Linked DNA regions of Homo sapiens: region 1 is linked to region 2. A link is a contact called in ENCODE Hi-C or POLR2A ChIA-PET data. All regions are on one chromosome and are shown on one strand. The core of a region is the stretch at or near the end of the contact, and the rest is flanking DNA. Distances in the headings are between cores, read along the strand shown.

What was found. Hi-C counts contacts between places; a loop is a spot of excess contacts on that map. ChIA-PET counts read pairs that join two places held with the same protein, here RNA polymerase II (POLR2A). Pooled maps may share reads with other maps.
Region 1: a loop to region 2 is called in a pooled map, with 5 times the contacts of the local background. The contact joins two enhancer-like sites. A Hi-C loop is called at or near these places in 1 of 168 maps with a recorded cell type or tissue (ovary) and 5 of 50 pooled maps. POLR2A ChIA-PET finds 5 or more read pairs at or near these places in 1 of 52 experiments (OCI-LY7).

Annotation. Positions count from the first base shown.
Region 1 is chr12:92,592,407-92,599,708 of GRCh38, reverse strand. All of the region lies in intron 1 of LOC105369905 (a long non-coding RNA gene), which reads right to left. It overlaps LOC124902983 (a long non-coding RNA gene), which reads left to right. Exons shown (of 2, transcript XR_007063406.1): 2 at 1,649-2,003. Among named protein-coding and RNA genes, the nearest start is that of PLEKHG7, 110 kb to the left of the region's middle. RefSeq lists enhancers at 5,911-6,010, 5,250-6,449. Within about 2 kb of position 5,753, at least 14 of the 41 ENCODE cell types and tissues checked have a DNase peak (open chromatin) inside an H3K27ac peak, as active enhancers do.
Region 2 is chr12:92,292,965-92,300,254 of GRCh38, reverse strand. All of the region lies in intron 2 of LINC02391 (long intergenic non-protein coding RNA 2391), which reads left to right. Among named protein-coding and RNA genes, the nearest start is that of LINC02391, 67 kb to the left of the region's middle. RefSeq lists enhancers at 2,104-2,153, 2,184-2,273. Within about 2 kb of position 2,179, at least 5 of the 41 ENCODE cell types and tissues checked have a DNase peak (open chromatin) inside an H3K27ac peak, as active enhancers do.

The DNA of each region.
Region 1 (7,302 bases), core at 4,504-7,003, 300 kb before region 2:
TTTAGGGGATTGTTTGGAAGGCATGATTGTGTTTTGAAATGTGAGAAGGACATGAGATTTCAAAGGGACCGGAGGTAGAATGATATGGTTTATCACTGTGTCCCCACCCAAATCTCATCTCAAATTGTAATACCCCCATGTTAAAGGAGGGACCTGGTGGCAGGTGATTGGATCATGGGGGCAGTTTTCCCCTCACTGTTCTCATAATAGTTAGTGAGTTCTCAGGAAATCTGATGGTTTTAAAATGTGGCACTTCCCCCGTTGCTATCTCTGTCTCCTGCCACCATGTAAGATGTACCTTGCTTCCCGCTTGCTTTCTGCTGTGATTGTAAGTTTCCTGAGGCCACCCCAGCCATGTGGAACTGTGAGTCAATTAAACCTCTTTTCTTTATAAATTACCCAGTCTCAGGTAGTTCTTTATAATAGTGTGAAAATGGACTAATACAGAGGGTATTAGAAAATGTCATTTATAAGTAAAAAGTCAGAGACAGAGTATTCCCAGCTAAGGGAAGAGCAAGTGCCCTCTTTAGGACAGGTGTGGTTAAGGTAGTTATGTCTCTAAAACAGCATGGTTATGTCTAAGATCCAAAAGGAGCCCACTGTGGTTGGAACAGAGGAAGAAAAGGCAGGTAGGCTCAAAATGAAGTTTGAGAAGTAGGCAAAGGCCTCATTATTTGGGGTTGTGATGCCAGTGTTGCCTAACCTGTGGTCTGCACATGGGCTGGTCTGCAACCTGTGGCTCTCTGTCTGTGGTGAAAAGGAGCTTGTGCAGACATAAATCAAGTATATCACCTAGAACACTTTTTAGCTGAGCTTATGGACAGACAAAATGAAAGAAGGAGTGCATTGATTTACATATATATTCTGATGTAAGCACCTTACCTTGTTGTAGACCCACACTTTGAGCATACAATAGAAAAAACAGAGAGTAGAATGGGAAGCAGACAGGGGAAGAGATCAGTCAGGAACAATAGTGTGGGAAAGATATGACAAATGGCTGGATCAAGATGGCAGAAATCAAAGTGGAAGATTAGTGGGCAGATTGTGGTATATTTTTAAGGTAGAATCTGTAGAATATTTTCAGAGTAGGGCATGGGGAGCTCAGAGAGCAATTGAAGCTTGACCTCCAAGTTTCTGCTCTGAACAACTTTGTAAATGTTCACATCATTGATTGAGATGATAACAGTGGAGACAATGAATGAATTAAGGATCAGGCCTGTGTTGTGCATGGATATCAATAGTAGTAGTTATTATAGTGGGGTTTTAAATAACAGGAACCTTTATGAAGAGATCTGTTAGGAAAAATTTTTAACTCTCCAAATTTATAAGTACTAGTCTGTAATGTATAGTCTGCATTTTTGTTTTAATCATAATTTTTTTTTTTTTTAAAAAGAAAGAAAATCCCCCATATTGTATTTCAGATATCAATATGGGGAAGAGTTAGACTCATTCTTCAGCTGAGGGATCTTTTCATCACGAGTGACTCAGCTATGTGACTAAGCCAAGTTGTATAGCTATCATGATCTTGATGGGTATTTCTGAATGGTTGAAATTATAAATGTTAAATCCATGACTACCTAGTGTACATTCAGGGTGGAGAATAAGTTTCATCTTAAGTGTCAACTCACATGAATTTTTTTTTTTGCAGATGCTCTACAAACTGTTTTGAGGCTGCATCTGGATTTAGTAAAGAGTGTTGTCATCAATTTTCAGCTTCTACCTTAGGTGTAGGAGGGAACTGAGGCAGCAAGCAAGTATTTGCTCACTGTCTGCATCTTTCCAGTATAGAGAATGCATCAGAGAAATGCCTCAACATGTGTGGCACTGTGTATATAATTTCCAACACTGCAAAATGGAACAAGCACAAAACTTTGAAGGGACGGTCTATGTGATGAAAAGTTGGAACGGCTTCCAAGAGCTGAAATACAATGTTGTCAGTGTTTCTCCCTCACCATGATATTTGAACCAAAGCTGTCTGATAACAAATGAAAAGCTTTCTGGGATGTCAGTGTGATTTCATTCTGGGATCCATTAGGTATAGAAAAGCAGCCCAATTATGACTGGGCAAATTCCACAGGTCTGGCTGGGCCAATTGCCATGGAATCAGATCATATGGCTGTATTTAGTGATATGGTGGACCATTCTCAATTTCCCTTATCTTATTCTATGCACAAAGATGGCTTGCTTTGTATTTACTCACTTCAATTTAATGTGGCTCTATCATCCCTCCCCCACCTCAGAGCCTTTTCCAGCAAATGGAGGCCTTTTGTTTTTTACCATACAGAAGATTCAGGTGACTGTGTGCAGCATCATGAGACTGCAGACTAGTTGGGATTCATCGGAGTGGCAGCATTTTGATCAAACACTGGGAGGAATGCTGCCAACCTCTGCTCAGGTGGTAGAGACAAGAAGGCTTACGTGTGATATTAGAGTTGATTATGCAAGGACTCTGTCATGAATAATAACAATAATAATTATTATCATGATGAGGCAGAAAGAGAATAATGATTTTGGGAAATCAGTAAAACAAGTCACATCAGTTTTCTGGCTGAAAGCCAGCCTTATTTTCTGGTGAAGAGAGATCATTGGTGATTTTAATAAGTTAGACTATTTTATCAAGGAGCTGGGGGATCTACTGCTGGGCAAAGAAAAAAGTGGGCAACTTCAAAAGAATTACTTTTAATTTACTCTGAGATATTTGCTGGGGGTGTGAAAATGAATTGGGAAGGCAAGTGTATGCCTGCTTATTTGTTAATGATTTCGTGGACTCATAGCAAAAGTTGGGAGGGGATGTTTGAGGTCATCTAATCTACGTGGCTTCAAAATCTTTATTCTTTATAATAGCCTACCTTTTTTGAAATACACTCTTTTGTTGAACTCCAATGCAAAACATGTAAAAGTAGAGATGAGAGTGGAAGAGATGGAATGGAGGGTCAAGAGCATGATCACTTAGGTTTGTGCCTCTCTCCACCCACTTGGTTTTTCCATGAGATGCTTCTCTTCTACGGATTCAGTTCGAAAACTCCTGATTGAATCCAGCCTCCTCATTTTATAAACAGGAGATCGGGTGACTCGCTCAGAATCATGCAATTGGTTATCTCACTGGAGCAGCTCTCTGCAGAATAATCTCTGCACTAAGCCACACTTGGAGTATGAATTGTGACTCTCCTGCCTCCTTAGCCCCTCTAGCCCTTCCCATCTCTCCTGTCAACAGCGTTCCACTCATTACCTTATCCCCGCATGACTCAATAGCCTGTGTCCATATCGCTGCAATTTTCATGACAGTTTAAAGAAAAACACATCTGTCTCCATATACCAATGAGGGCTCAGTAGGGAACACTGATTACATCCTCCACAATGAGGGCCCCAGGGGCTGCTGCTCCCAAACATGCCCTGAGTGCAAGGGTTCTAGTCTGTCACCAACATGGAGAAAATCTCTCTTGTCACATTTTATTGTATTCACTGGCCACGGGACAGGACGGAGTAATAAGAAATTCTGTGCAGGCCTCAGGTTGTTTTGAATTCTGCTTCTGTTTTTCAGAACTGATATTATTTCTGGCCCTTGATAAGCGATAAATTCTCATATCCTGTTTTGTGAGATTTTTAATCATGTGCAGTTAATAGGCTGATACAAAGTGTGAGAGTATCCATCACCTAAATAAAAGAAATTATAGTTTTACATGGACTTGTATTCCTAAATTTCACCAATTTTTAGAGCTAGATACAATCTTAAGAGAATTTCTCATTTAATTTTTTCTCTATGAGGAAACTCATGCCCAGAGTAATGAAGGGCTGGGTCTACCATGAATCAGCTGGTTCAAGGTGTGAACTAAGTCTCTCTCACTTAAGGTACATTCCTTAGTTGGGTTGGTTTAATTGAAGAAATATGCATTGAGTGTCCTCCAGGGCAAAATACCCATGAGAGACAGACAGAGATTTTTCTATTTCCTTGATGGGGTAGGGCAGACAATGAAGACCCTCCACTAAATATGAGCAGCCATTGTGCACATATGGTACTGAGAATGACAACGAGTCTACACAAATCCATCTCTTTTGGAGAGATGATGTGACTGTAAATGATAATGATGAGGAAGACGAACTTTTATAGTATTAGCTTCATCCACAAACAGGAAATTATTATTGCTATTTTTCTATCTTTGAAGGGAGTCTGTTAGAGATGGCAGCAACATGGATGGAGCTGGAGGCCACTGTCTTAAGTGAACTAATGCAGGAACAGGAAGCCAAACACCGCATGTTGTTACTTATAACTGGGAGCTGAACATTGAATATGCATGGACACAGAGAAGGGAACAATAGACACTGGGGCTTACTAGAGGGTGGAGGGTAGGAGGGTGAGAATCAAAAAACTACCTATTGGGTAGTATGGTAATTACCTGGGTGATGAAATAATATGTACACCAAACTCCCTTGACATGCAGTGTATTTATAGAGCAAACCTGCACATGTAACCCTGAAACTAAAAGTTAAAAAATAAATTAAAAAAAAAAGTGGCTGGGCGTGGTGGCTCACGCCTGTAATCCCAGCATTTTGGGAGGCCGAGGCAGGCAGATCACGAGGTCAGGAGATAGAGACCATCCTGGCCAATATGGTGAAACCCTGTCTCTACTAAAAATACAAAAACTTAGCTAGGCATGGTGGTGTCCACCTGTAGTCCCAGCTACTCAGGAGGCTGAGGAGGAGAATTGCTTGAACCCGGGAGGCGGAGGTTGCAGTGAGCCGAGATTGTGCCACTGCACTCCAGCCTGAGCAAAAAGAGTGAAACTCCATCTCAAAAAAACAAAAACAAAACAAAACAGGAACAACAACAAACAAACAAAAAAACAAAAGAAAAAAAAATTATCCACACACGCAAAAAGAGTTTGGGTTCTGGAGCTGGACTACCTGGGTCTCAATCCCTGTCCTGCCTGTTACTGGCTGTGTGGTCCTCATTGAATCAGTTAACCCCACTGTACCTCAGTTTCCTCATCTGTAAAGTAGGTTAGTATGAGTAAACAGCTCAGAGTTTTGTTCTGAAGATTAAATGAATACATTCTAGTGCAGCTGCTAGAATAGACTGGTATACAGTAAGCATTTAATAAATGTTACCTATTATTATCCTTTATAGATTAAAGGCATCCTGTAAACTCTAGTTGAACATCTAACTTCTAATTGCTTAAGTGGATTCCAGCAGCTGTCTTATATGCTCAGGAAGCTTTAAAACATCACAATTCACTGGTAGCCTCTTCTGGGCAGGTATTATTGCTATTGAAGGTCAGAATTAGTGGGAGGTCTATTTTCTGCAACTTTATTCATGCAGCATGCATTCTTGGATGTTACTAACGTGGCACACCCTGGGCCAGGTGAACTAGGGGTTGGGGGAAGAGTAGGGTGAGGATGCAAAGATGAACATGGTATCAGTTCTTCAAGGGCTTGGGGGTGTGAGGTGGAGTAGGGTAGGGATGCAAAGAAGCGTAAAATAGCTTTTGCCTTCAAAGAGTTCACTGTCCTGAGAGAGGGATGATCAGTAAACAAATAGTGACAAAGCAGGGAGACATGTACAAAGTGCTAAGGGAGCACAGAAGAGGAAGTGACTGAGACAGACTGAGGAGACCAAGAAAGGCTTCGCACAGGAAATGACATATAAACTGGGTCACACAGGATGAGTAACTGTCTGGTAGAAGAGAGGGGGTGAGTTTCTAGGCAGGGGCACTACATGCGCAAAGGCACAGAGGCATGACACATGAAAGCCACAATATTTGGCAGGGTGAGCAGTTCAGAAGGATGTTTACAAAATGCCCTGGTTCAAGGACGTGTCATTGCCCAAGCTCCTTACTGTAGCTGGTGGAGCCTGGCAGGGGGCGGTCCCTGCCCACCGTCCCGAGCCCATCTCTTACTTCCCAACCCTGGCCACACTTGTTCCTTTTTGTGCCTGGATCACCACAGCAGAGTTCTACTTCAGGGCTGCTGCACATTCTGCTTCTTATTTGTAGAATATTCTTCCCAACCTATTTTCATGGCCAATCCCTTCTCTATCCTCAGGTCTTACCTCCTCAGGAAGATCATCCATGGCCACTTTCCCTGATGCAAGTCCCCTGTTATTCCCCATCACAGCATCTATCACTAGGAATGTATTGTGACCTGTAATTATTTTACCTCTCACCATGTTTTTTACCTGCTTCTCTGGAAGGTAGCATGAGACATCAGGGTCAGGACACCAACTGTCTTGTTCCTGGTGTATCTCTAGTATCCTAGTCAGTTCCTGACACAGCACTCAATCGAAGTTGTTGAATGAAGAAATAAAAGTATCAGTGAATGAATGAATGAATGAGAAATTTGGAAAGAGATTGGTTTGAATATCTTCCGTTGGTTTCTCCAGGTCCACTACCCTTCTCTATTCAATTCTGTGTCATGGAAAGCTGCTTGTGTGGGCCACCTCAATATCTTCCCTCTGTGTTGGATTCAGTAAATAGGGCGCAGGTAAGGGTGAGAGGAGAGGGGTCAGGGTGGCCTTGAGCTGGCTGCATTCCTTCCCTGAAGGTCTCAGCAAGGGCCCTCTCCACACAGCCTCTCTCTTTCCTCCTTTCCACCACTTTAGGCCTGCGGTCGGGGGGCAGGCACCTCCTCCCATCTTTCCACATTACTATCCCTCGTAGTTTCTCTAGAGTCCACCTACATCTTTGTAGTCCTTCTATTAATCTCTCTTCAAACTACCTATGCCAGTCTGTTTCTTACCAGGGCTGGGGCCAGGTTAGAAAGTACCTTATGTGCCTGTAAGTAGCTCACACCATATTCATTTGACAACAGAGAACTGTTAAAGGTAGATCCTTCTGCAGGTGCTATGGACTGAATATTCACATGTTGAAATCCTAACCCCCAATGTGATGATATTGGGAGGTAGGGCCTCTGAGAGGTATTTAGGTCATAAGAGTGGAGCCCCTATGAATGGAATTGGTGTTCTTATAAAAGGGACCCCAGAAAGCTAGCTAGCTCTTTTTCCACCTGCTGAGGACACAGCAAGAAGACAGCCATCTACGGACCAGGAAACAGGCCCTCGCAAGACACCAAATGTACTGGTATCTTGATCTTGACCTTTCCAGTCTCTGGAACTCTGAGAATTAGGTGTTTGTTGTTTAAGCTGCCCAGCCGCTGGTACTCTGTGATAGTGGTGTAAGCTGACCAAGACAGCAGAGGTGTGGCATAACCCAAAGGCAAGGCTAACACACAGCATCAGCGTAGGGAATGCCCTCCAAGCTTTCAGTAACATGCCCCATCATGTTGGAGCATGTCCCACTCATATATTCA
Region 2 (7,290 bases), core at 930-3,429:
GAATAAAAATCAAATTCTTTTACACGGCCTGAAAGGACATACAAAATTTTACCACATCTACCTCTTTGGTCTCAACTTCCATTCATTCCCTGGACTCCAACCCAACTGGCCTCCTTTCTCTTCTTCCAATATACCAAACATGTGCGCTTGCTTTTCTCTCTGCCTAGAATATTTTCCCTACCTGTCATATCCACATAGCTTGAACTCATGCTTTATGTTTATCTTTGCTCCCATATGGCCTCATCAAAGTGGCCTTTCCTAAGCACTCTAAAATAACACCTCTTTCTCTTTACTGTGCCTTTTTTCTTCCCCTCCTCCTCCTTCTCCTCTTCCTCCCCCTCCTCCTCCTCCTCCTCCTTCTTCCTCTTCTTTTTTTGAAACAGGGTCTCTTTCTATCTCCCAGGCTGGAGCGCAGTCTCGTGATCTCAGCTCACTGCAATCTCCAACTCCCAGGCTCAAGCCATCCTCCTACCTCAGCTCTTCAACTAGCTGGGACCACAGGCACACACCACCATGCCCAGCTAATTTTTCTATTAGGTTGGTGCAAAAGCAGTTGCGGTTTTTGCCACTACCTTTAATATTTTTAGTAGAGACAGAGTTTCTGCATGTTGCCCAGGTTAGTCACCAACTCCTGGGCTCAAGTGATCTACCCACTATGGCCTCCCAAAGTGCTAAGATTACAGGCATGAGCCACTATGCCCAGCCACTGTTTTTGTAAATAAAGTTTTATTGAAACATAGCCATGCTCATTTGTGCATATATTGTCTATGACTGCTTTTGTCTACAACAGCAGAGTTGAGTAGGTATGACAGAGACTACATGAGCTAGAGGCCCAAAATATTTACTATTTGGCTCTCTCTTTGCAGAAAAAAAATTGTCAGTCCTCGGGCCAGAGGGTAGAATGCATGGCAAGGATAGGGAGAAGATTAAAGGGGAGATGAGGGCAAGCTGGAAGGGATTTATGTGAGTTTAGATTTCATATGTAGGTCTAGAGAGAATGAGGCAATGGGTGCTTTTAGGCAAGGAAGTTCCTGAAAGGTACGATCTACGTCTAATATAATTTGTGCATAAAAACTGCTATGATATTTAAGCCAGTCCTTCTAGTGGCAGCTTTTGCAAGAATTCAAGCCTTAATGTCACTGCCATGTCTGGGATTAGCTCTTGAAATGGGAACCAAAAGATAGTGAAAATCCACTTACTTCCCGCCTCCCCCAAGCTAGACGTTGGTTTGGAAATGATCTATCTCCTGTGGTGAGTCTAGTGCAGATTGATCCAATAGTGTCCATTATAGCCTCTAAATATCTGGCCTGGGCTGACCTCAAGAATCCCAGAAACATGGATTGGTTCCAAGGTCACCCAGAAACTCGTTGGTCTTGCTTTAAGAAACTACAGAAATTTGAAAAAACTCTGGAATCATTTCTATATAGGATGACAAACAAAACTCAAGTGTTAGTGGTATGACATTATAGCCTCTAAATATCTGGCCCGGGCTGATCTCAAGAGTCCCAGAAACATAGATTGGTTCTAAGGTCACCCAGACACTTGTTGGTCTTGCTTTAAGAAGCTCCAGAAATTTGAAAAAACTCTGGAATCATTTCTATATAGGATGACAAACAAAACTCAAGTGTTAGCGGTGTGACAACTCATCAGATCTTTTCCGAGTTCTCTAAACCATGTGGATCAGTTTAGACTTTGCCACTGGGTGAGGTCAAAAGATTGCTGATCCATCTTGCTTTCACTGAGATTGGATTTCACAATAAAGCAGCCTTTCCCCTGGTGTCTTTGGCTCTCAGGATTTTGATTCCGTCCAGACCCTAAGTAAAGGGCAGGAGAAAATTTTGAAAGAAAAAGAAAGAGAGCGGGAACAAATGTGTTCTGAATTTCACATAACAAAGTGGAGCTCTGGGTTGTGGTTGAGCTTGGGAGCAGATGCCCTCATCCCTCTTCCCTCTGAGAATGCAGTGGGGAAATATCTGGGCTGCTCCAGTGAAGCTGTGGCATTTGGGTTTAATCTGATAGACCTGAATGTGCCTACTCTGAATCCAGACGAGGTTTTGGCCTGATGTTTTTGCCCAAACCTCAAGTGAGTATAAGCAAAGGAAGCCAAGTTCCCCACTTGTATCTACTGACTCATTCTACTAGAAGTCCGTTGCCCTTGTAACAGTTCGTGTTGTTTATTGGCTTCTGCCTTAAAAAATTTAAAATATAGTTGAACTGAAAGTTGATAGGTTATCATTTGAAGGAGGAAGTGGAAAGTTCCAAAACAGACAACAAAAGAAGCAAAACTTTGATTTTCACTGTGGCTGTTAGGACCCGCCCTTCCTCCTGAATTTTCAGCAGATGAGAGGGATTTTTTGTTTGTTTGTTCAATTTAATGCTTCAATTTTCAGGAAGGAGCCAGATGAAGCTTCTTAGGCATTATCTGCCTGGGACGTGATGAATTAATTGCAGGCCTCATTTTGTAGCAGTCGGTATCAATGGATGGGGTGCTAGTTCAGCCCTTTTGAAAGTATGTAGCAGACGGAGGTGGCTCCAATAATTACATTAAGACCGTGGATACACACTTGCCTTAGGGATTTGGAGTTGCGCTTAATCAAATCTGGATTTGACATTTCACAGCCCACATCAAGGATTTCTACAAAGGAACAGCAGAGCATTGCCAGCTCCTGCTCTTACTTAGCATCTCCTCCTGAGTAACTGAACAGTCCTTGTGCTAATCTTATTGATGCTTTGGCTGCATTTCTGCCCTGCTGCACAGCACTCAGCTTCTGTAGACCATCTTTTCTTTCATCTTTTTCTCAGTGAAAAAGTGTTTATTAAGTGTCCATCATGTGCCAGGGCCCTGGGTTAGGATCTGGGGTAGGGTAGATAGGGTGGTGAAAAAGGCTGGATTCTGAGCTCCTGCATTCGTAAAAGGTTACACCTAAGGCCAGAAGCAGTGGCTCATGCCTGTAATCCCAGCCCAGGCAGGTGGATCTCTTGAGCCAAGGAGTTCGAGACCAGCCTGGGCAACATGGCAAAACCCTATCTCTACAAAAAATACAAAAATTAGCTGGGCATGGTGATATGTACCTGTAGTCCCAGCTACTCGGGAGGCTGTGGGGAGATCACTTTAGCTGTGATTATGCCACTGCACTCCAGCCTGGGTAACAGAATGAGACCCTGTCTCAATTTTTTTGTTTGTTTGTTTGAAAAGGTTACACATAGCAGGAGTTACAGAAGGCTAACCCGTGGCTCAAAAGCAATGAACTGTTTTTCAGTTCATTACCTACCACGTGCCAGATAGAGGTAATACAAGGAAGAGTAATAGATGATGCCTGCCCTTGAGGAGTTTAAAGTTCAATGGGGTGGTTTCCAAACTTTAGTAACCCCAGAGGTCCCAGGGATGCCTATTTAAAATGAGGACAAGGAACACGGGAGGCGGAGGTTGCAGTGAGCCAAGATCGCACCATTGCACTCCAGCCTGGATGACAACAGCCAAACTCCGTCTCAAAAATAAATAAATAAATAAATAAATAAATAGTAAAAATAAAATGAGGATGAAGACTTTGCATTTTTATAGGCAGGTATTTCTGAAGTAATTGTTCTTTGGATCATATTTTGAGAAATACTGATAAAAGTATAAGTAATATAAACAAACAGTTGCTTAAATAGCCCCTGTCACAGTAAAGGCGCAAAGGTAGAAGAGCTCAGTTCTCCTTGGGAGGCCATAGAAGGCTTCCAAGATGAAGATCTAGATCAGATCTTGTAGAATGATATACAGTTTAATAGGTAGACAATACCACAGGTAAAGCAGTCAAGGGAGAGAAAGAATTCCAGGCAGAGAAGAGAGCAGGCACAAGACACCAAGGTGGAGAGAATGCACCTATTTAGGTGCCCTGTGAGTACAGAGCGGAGGTACAGGGGAGTTAGGTGATTAAATTTGCATTTTAGGTAGATCATTCAGATGGCAATGGGGTATTTGGTAGGAGACAAACAGGATAGGGGGCAGGGAAAATTTAGGAGTTTCTCGATTAGTGTTGTTAATTGTAAAAATAATAGGTTTGTTGTCAGGATAAATATGCAAAATATTCATTGGTTGTAGGGACATCTATGTATTGAGCTTCTACTGTGAGTTCAGTATTCAGCTGGGGAGAACCACATGTGAATAGATAATTAGAAAGTGATCATGACAATGATAGACATCCACACAGGGTATTTGTGTGGAAACCCAGCCCCAGGAAGAGCTGGAATCACAGAGGAGCCAGGTTGCCAGCACCTTCACTTGGGAGTTCCACCACTGGCATTTCATCGGCACTGTTTCTGCACCTGCTTCTCACCTTTCTCCTCATTCACTGGCTTCCTCTGTCTTCTGTATCTCCCTCATACTTTCTTCCAACTCAAAATTTTTACTCCCTTAGAACTTCACTTTCCCATCATTCCTCAGGGCCATGATTCTGTCTCACAGCATTCTTCTGCTTTAACTCCCACTCTATTGCCTCATCCTCTCAGTATTTACTGTTTGAAATTCCAAGAGAAAGAGTCCAATGGGCCCATCCCATCTCTTCATGCCATGCTTTCTAATAGGTCGCTGGCCAGTCTGTGGGTTGCTGTCCACGAGGAAGGTGACAATCCTCAGCATAATCATCTGTGGCTCAGTAGGACGGGTTTGTAGGGCACAGAACATGACTGCTGAGGGCTGCTCATGTTGCAAGGGACATAAAAATGTTATATCCCCTTAGGAGAATATGTACTTGTCATGCTTGGAAAAAGAGACCAGTGTGATCATCGAGGTGACACTGAGCTGTGTAGGGTTAATTTTTTTATAAGAAACATTTCAGTTTTGTGATGTGGCTGATAAGAAAGATAATGCAAATATTTCCAACTTGAATAACTAAGTGAATGAAGATGCCATTAATCAGGAAATGATACACAAGAAGAAAAGTTTGTTGTGATCGTGTGTTCAGTTGAGACGTAATGACTTTGAAGTGTCTAAAGGTTCTGCAGCTGGATGTAAAGACAACAGTGATTTTGCACAATTATCTGACCTCACATCTCTGCCCAGCTCCTCTATCACTAAAGTCTCCACAAAACCAGGTGAATTCCTTCCTGCATGCTCTGAAAAACCCTGTGTGGATATCTATCATTGTAATTATCACTTGGTAATTATTCATTCAGATGTACTTCTCCCCAACTAAATACTGAACTCACAGTAGAAGCTCAGTAAATGCTGGTCAGTTGTATCCTAGTTGTATACAGAAGCAGACCCAAAACAATGGCTCAAGTATAAGAAGTTTACTCTGGAGATAAAGATAACAGCACAGTAGGAAAGTGCGTTAGTGAGCACAGAAGGGAAGGCAGTCAGGAAAGAGTGGGCCGCTGGAGCTCATTCTTACTGGGGAACCAATATTAACACACACTCCAGAGTTATCCCATTCAGTGGATATTTACATACCAGTTCCATCACTCACTGATTGAGGGCTTCTGGGGTAGGGTGGGAGGATGCTAATTCTCAGTGCTTTCAGCCTGCTCCATGGAGCAGTCAAGCAACTTTTGGGCCAGAGAAAGGGCTCAGGCAAAGAAATGCAGGTTCTGAAAGTTAGAAGTCCCACAGGCATGCACTAAAGTGGCAACGACAAGGGGATATGGCCAGGCATCAACAGCATCTATATAAGTTGAATGAATGAATGAATGATTACCCAGCGTAGTGGAAAGCAATATACTTTGGACCTATTGTGAATCCATGAAATCCCTCTAAATTGTTCTGCCTTAGGTGCAGAGCCTGCAAGTTACTCACTCAAGTTACATGATCAGGAGAGGACAGAGGAGGACCCAATTCTCCATAAAATAGGTATTTGGATATTTATATGTATAAATTTTAAAATAGAGCTTACACTGAGATCCTGGCATCATTCTTTAAATTCATTGTCCATTTGACAGCTCTTTATTTCACCCGCAATCACTTTCTCTTTCCTGTTATAACCACCCATTTAAAAAATACATGAATGGATACATAAAGTATTGCTTTTTAAAGATCTTTCTTTGAGAATTATGGAGACCCCAAGAGATGCTATACCAAAGATCAACTTACTGCCAGTGATCAAATTTGCTCATTGATCTTTGAGGAAAACCAGCATTCTTTGTGGAAAGGAATTGGTAATCGTCTTGGAAACCTAGTCTCAGCTCTTAGAACTGAGAATTTTTTTTCCTAGTTTCTTTGTGGACTCAGTCCTTCAAGAAAGTTTGATAAACTCCCTATACTGACAAGTAGAGTCTAGGGTGGCATGAGTCTGAATCAAAAGTCAGCTTAGAATGCACATGAAGTGGGTAAAGGTCATTACTGGGGTTCAGGGTTACCAACTGAGGCTAAGCAAAGGAGAACATTCAGGTAAAAGCCAAAGAAAAGAAAAAGTTTATGGCAATTTTTCTTTTTTCTTCTTCGTCTTCTTCCTCTTCTTCTTTTTTTTTTTTTTTTTTTTTTTTTTTTGAGACGGGGTCTTGCTTTGTCACCCAGGCTGGAGTGCAGTGATGTGACAATAGCTCACTGCAGCCTCCAACTCCTGGACTCAAAAAATTCTTCTGCCTCAGCCCCGAGTAGCTGGGACTATAAGGAGCATGCCACTACACCTGGCTAATTTTATTTTTGTTTCTTTTTTAGAGAGATGGGGTCTCACTATGTTGCCCAGGCTTGTCTCAGATTCCTGGGCTTCAGCAATCCTCCAGCCTTGGCCTTCCAAAGTGGTGAGATTACAGATGTGAGCCACTGTGCCCAGCCAATGGCAATTTTTTTTTTTTTTTTGAGACGGAGTCTCGTTCTGTCGCCCAGGCGGGAGTGCTGTGGCGCGATCTCCGCTCACTGCAAGCTCCGCCTTCCGGGTTCACGCCATTCTCCTGCCTCAGCCTCCCGAGTAGCTGGGACTACAGGCGCCGGCCACCACGCCCGGCTAATTTTTTGTATTTTTAGTAGAGATGGGGTTTCACCATGTTAGCCGGGATGGTCTCGATCTCCTGACCTCGTTATCCACCCGCCTCGGCCTCCCAAAGTGCTGGGATTACAGGCGTGAGCCACCGCGCCCGGCCGGCAATTTTTAAATCCAGCTTCTGCAATCCCTAGTGTGGGCATGAGAGAACTAATTAAAGGAAAGGATGGTAATCAAACACATGTGACATACTGGGTCAAGTGTAGGAGAATATCCGGAATCCATTAAAGCTGCCCCTTCATTCTGGGGATGGCCCTGAACAAGGCCTTTTGCACATTAGTGATTCATTTGTTAGTGGACTTTGAATTTGTTTATACAATGACAGTCACTG